Regions from separate parts of the Homo sapiens genome. Here region 1 is linked to region 2. Evidence: read pairs that join two places in POLR2A ChIA-PET (ENCODE). Cell type or tissue: endothelial cell of umbilical vein. All regions are shown on one strand.

Region 1 (2,500 bases), 260 kb after region 2:
GGTTATTCCTTTCTTTTTCGCTTTCTCTCCATTTCCCACATTCAGTCTCCCTCTTCTCTTCTATCCTGTCCCCTTTCGTTCATATGAGCACCTCCTTTGTTGGTAGCTTCTTAGAAGAATGTCCTCTTTTCCACTCACCAGCTGTGGGTTGTAGTCCGGGAAGTGGGAAACTGGTATCCACATATTGCTGAAGTATCTGAATTGGCACAAACAACCCTTTGAGAAAGCAGCTTGGTGATACAAGTCAAGAATCACAAAATATCCCTGCCCTTTGACCCAATACTCCTTCAGGAAATTATTCAAAATACGGGAAAAGCCATATGCCTGAAGATTTTCAATGCATTGTTACTTTTTTTTTTTTTTTTTTTTTTTTTTTTTTTTTTTGAGGTGGAGTCTCTCTCTGTTGCCCAGGCTGGAGTGCAGTGGCACAATCTCGGCTCACTGCAACCTCCGCCTCCCAGGTTCAAGCGATTCTCCTGCCTGAGCCTCCCGAGTAGCTGGGACTACAGGCACCTGCCACCACGCCTGGATAATTTTTGTATTTTTAGTAGACACGAGGTTTCGCCATATTGGCCAGGCTGATCTCAAACTCCTGATTTTGTGATCCGCCCACCTTGGCCTCCCAAAGTGCTGAGATTACAGGCGTGAGCCACCACGCCCGACCTTTACATATTATAGCAAAAACAAAAGAAGAAAAACTACTTAAATATCCAAAATTAGCTAAATGTTTAAGGAAATTATGTCAATTTACCATTCACATGACAGAAAAATGTGCACATACACACACACACAAACACAAAGAAAACAACCTAAATACCCAGCAATAGATAATTAGTTACATAAATATGATATAGTCCATTAAATTTGTGCAGACATTAGAAACAATATGTATGTTGGGCCGGGTGCAGTGGCTCACGCCAGTAGTCTTAGCACTATGGGAGGCCAAGGTGGGCAGACTGCCTGAGCTCAGGAGTTCGAGACCAGCCTGGGCAACATGGTGAAACCCCGTCTCTTCTAAAAATACAAAAAAAATTAGCCGGGCATGGTGGCAGGTGCCTGAAATCCCAGTTACTCGGGAGGCTGAGGCAGGAGAATTACTTCAACCCAGGAGGCAGAGGTTGCAGTGAGCCAAGATCCCACCACTGCAGTCCAGCCTGGGCAACAGAGCACGAGTTTGTCTCGGGAAACAAACAAACAAAACAAACAAAAAAAACGTAGTAAACATGTGTATGATTGCATATTAAGGCAAAAATGCAAAATATAAATTTTCACATGAACTATGATTAAAACTTAAAAACAGTAACAATAAAGATAGGGAGGCAGCAAATACTAGTGTGTTGGGATTGTGAGCAATTCTTTCCTCTATTTTCCAAGTTTTATGAAAAGTAATTTTTAAATAATAATAAGTTAATTTTTGCTGGGCGTGGTGGTTCACACCTGTAATCTCAGCACTTTGGGAGGCCAAGCAGGAGGATCACTTGAGCTCAGGAGTTTGAGACCAGCCTGGGAAACATAATGAAACCTCATCTCTACAAAAAAATTTTTAAAAATTAGCCGGGCTTAGCAACATGCACCTGTAGTCCCAGCTACTCAGGAGACCGAGGCAGGAGGGTTGCTTGAGCCCAGGAGGTCGAGGCTGTAGTGAGCCATGATTGTGCCACTGCTCTCTAACCTGGGCAACAGAGCAAGATCCTGTCTAAAAAAAAAAAAAAAAGTTACTTTTAAAGAGTCATTAGTGGTTTTCTGGAGGGGGAGGGATGGATAGCATACCTGAAACATTTAGGGAACATTTTCATGATGCCCGTTCTCAGACCTCCTCCCACCCTGACCAAAGTCCCAGTGTTTCATAACTCTTTTGGCAATGTCCTCAATAACCTGATCTTGCTCCTGGCAGAGTCAGACACTCCCTCCTCTACACTCCCACAACACTTTACGCCACTGCAGTTTACTTATCTGTCCCTTCCAACTCGTGCTTACAACAGAAACACTCATTTATTATGTGTATAACATGTGCCAGGCAATTTGCTAAACGCCTTTACATCATCCATTCTAATTACACATTTCTTCACTACTTTGTGAGGTAAATATCATTTCACAGATAAGCATGCAGGAAAGCTAGGTAAACCCTGTTGGTGACGTGGCAGAAAGTAGTGGAGCCTGGATCTGAAGGCAGCTGGGCCAGCTCCAGAGCCTCCTTGCTGGGAATCGTTTGCGTCCTGCCTCTCACTCACCTGAGCACTTCCCCAGAGTATGGTTCATGGTTGAAGGCCCAAGAGAACCAACACAAGCCAGGCATGTGGAAGATCCTCCACAAATATAGGTAGAATAAGTGAGGCTATTGCTTGGAAAAGGCCAGGGCTATATCCCATGTCCTGTGTAACACAAGTTCAACCTTGACCCTCAAAATAGGAATCTCCACAGAAGCTGGCCCAGGGGATCTGCAATGTCTCCCTGGGAACATGTCTTTCCTGTTCCCATTCCTTGCTTATTCTTGCCAACA
Region 2 (2,500 bases):
CTGGTCTCAAACTCCTGGTCTCAAGCAATCCTTCTGAGTCAGCCTAACCGCAAAGTGCTGGGGTTACAGGCATGAGCCACTGCAGCTAGCCAAGCTTAGCTTTTAGATGACTAGGTTTGAATTAGCAGCACAAATACAAATTACTTAAAACAACCCTAAACTTCCATCTACCAAAACAAAAGAGAGTAGACTTCCTGGTAACACAGGTCTGGGCAGTTCTAGGTTATTTCCTAAATTGTCCCCTTTGGTTTTCTGGGTATCAGAGGAACATGCAGTTGTCTACAGCTGTCCTTTCTTTTTGTTTTCTCTCTTTCTTTTTTTTTTTTTTTGAGGCAGGGTCTCGCTCTGTTGCATGGGCTGGAGTGCAGTGACACAATCTTGGCTCACTACAACCGCCGCCTCCCAGGTTCAAGCAATTCTTATGCCTCAGCCTCCTGAGTAGCTGGGATTACAGGCATGAGCCAACATGCCTGGCTAATTTTTGTCTTTTTAGTAGAGATGGGGTTTCACCATGTTGGCCAGGCTTGTCTCGAATTCCTGGCCTCAGGTGATCTGCCCACCTCAACCTCCCAAAGTGCTGGGATCTGGACTACAGCTGTCCTTTCTGCAACTGGAAGCAAATTAATGGACAGGTTTTCCCCAGCCAGATCCTTGGGCTTGTGTGTTTAATTTTTTAACTAAAAGCATCACGTGCACTTGTATTAAAAGCAAAAGAAAAAAATCAAATTTAAGAGAAAAAAAAACCCTCCACTCCACTTCAGAGGCACTACGTTTATTTTTTTTATTATTTTTTTTTTGAGATGAAATTTTGCTCTTGTCGCCTGGAGGCTGGAGTGTAGTGTCACGATCTCGGCTCACCACAACCTCCACCTCCCGGGTTCAAGAAATTCTCCTGCCTCAGCCTCTCCCGAGTAGCCGAGATTACAGGCATGTGCCACCACTCCCAGCTAATGTATTTTTAGTAGAGACAGGGTTTCTCCATTTTGGTCAGGCTGGTCTCGAACTCCCGACCTCAGGTGATCCACCCGCCTTGGCCTCCCATAGTGCTGGGATTACAGGCATGAGCCACCACACCCTGCCAGAGGCACTACTTTTTTTTGAGACGGAGTTTCACTCTGTCGCCCAGGCTAGAGTGCAATGGCACAATCTCAGCTCACTGCAACCTCTGCCTCCTAGGTTCAAGCGATTCTCCTGCCTCAGCCTCCCGAGTAGCTGGGACTACAGGCTCCCGCCACCACGCTCGGGTAATTTTTGTATTTTTAGTAGAGACGGGGTTTCACCACGTTGGCCAGGCTGGTCTCGAACTCCTTACCTCGTGATCTGCCCGCCTCGGCCTCCCAAAGTGCTGGGTGTGAGCCACCACACCTGGCGCAGAGGCACTACTTAAAAAAAAAAAAAAAAAAAAAAAAAGAGTTGAATAGGGCAGGCACAGTGGCTCATGCCTGTAATCCCAGCACTTTGGGAGGCTACGGTGGGCAGATCACAAGGTCAGGGGTTTGAGACTAGCCTGGCCAACGTGGTGAAACCCCGCCTCTACTAAAAATACAAAAATTAGCCAGGCGTGGTGGCGCATGCCTATAATCCTAGCTACTAATGGTGCTGAGGCAGGCGGATCACTTGGACCTGGGAGGAGGAGGTTTCAGTGAGCCGAGATTGTGCCACTGCACTCCAACCTGGGCAACAAAGCGAGACTCCTTCTCAAAAAAAAAAAAAAAAAAAAAGAATTGAATAACAGGATTGTTATATTTGTGCAGTACTTTACAGTTTACAAAATACTTTGACAAACATTAGGGGAGTCAACTACTTTTAACACATTGAAATGTAGTTTCTGCTATTTTCCTGTTTCTTTTTTTTTTTTTTTTTTTCGAGACAGGGTCTCTCTGTTGCCCAGGCTGGAGTGCAGTGGTGCAATCTCTTGGCTCACTGTACTGCATCTCTGCCTCTCAGGTTCAAGGTATTCTCCTGCCTCAGCCTCCCAAGTAGCTGGAATTACAGGCACTCACCTCTACGCCTGGCTAATTATTGTATTTTTAGTAGAGACAGGATTTTACCATGTTGGCCAGGCTGGTCTTGAACTTCTAACCTCAAGTGATCTGCCTGCCTTGGCTTCCCAAAGTGCTGGGATTACAGGCGTGAGCCACCACCCCTGGCCCGGATTTTCCTGTTTCTAATAACATGCTTATTGCTTTCTCTTGATTTATCAGTTTTACACATAATCTATTCAATTTTATTGTGATAAATAAAGATTTTGCTCCTTTATTGCACCCACTCTTCCCTAGGTCTTTCCAACTTAGTTATGTCACAATTTTTTACTAAGACAGAATTCAGAATTTATGGGAGGCTGAGGCAGGAGAATTGCTTGAACTTGAGAAGTGGAGGTTGCAGTGAGCCAAGATCATGCCCCTGCACTCCAGCTTGGGCCACAAATGAGACTCCATCTCAAAAAAAAAAAAAAAAAAAGACCAAATTTAGTCTATATGTTATTACGACTGTAATGATA

Evidence for each region. Peaks named below come from ENCODE experiments on the same cell type or tissue, not always from the same donor. Only the 100,000 strongest peaks of a DNase experiment are listed, where the experiment ranks them.
Region 1: POLR2A ChIA-PET joins it to region 2 with 6 read pairs; 5 of 35 experiments call an interaction of 5 or more read pairs at or near these places.

Annotation. Positions count from the first base shown.
Region 1 is chr15:40,949,480-40,951,979 of GRCh38, reverse strand. No RefSeq gene overlaps it. Among named protein-coding and RNA genes, the nearest start is that of CHAC1, 2.7 kb to the left of the region's middle. In endothelial cell of umbilical vein, no CTCF peak of the experiment used is centred here; no DNase peak of the experiment used is centred here.
Region 2 is chr15:41,205,840-41,208,339 of GRCh38, reverse strand. The region is part of intron 7 of EXD1 (exonuclease 3'-5' domain containing 1); the gene reads left to right. Among named protein-coding and RNA genes, the nearest start is that of EXD1, 24 kb to the left of the region's middle. In endothelial cell of umbilical vein, no CTCF peak of the experiment used is centred here; no DNase peak of the experiment used is centred here.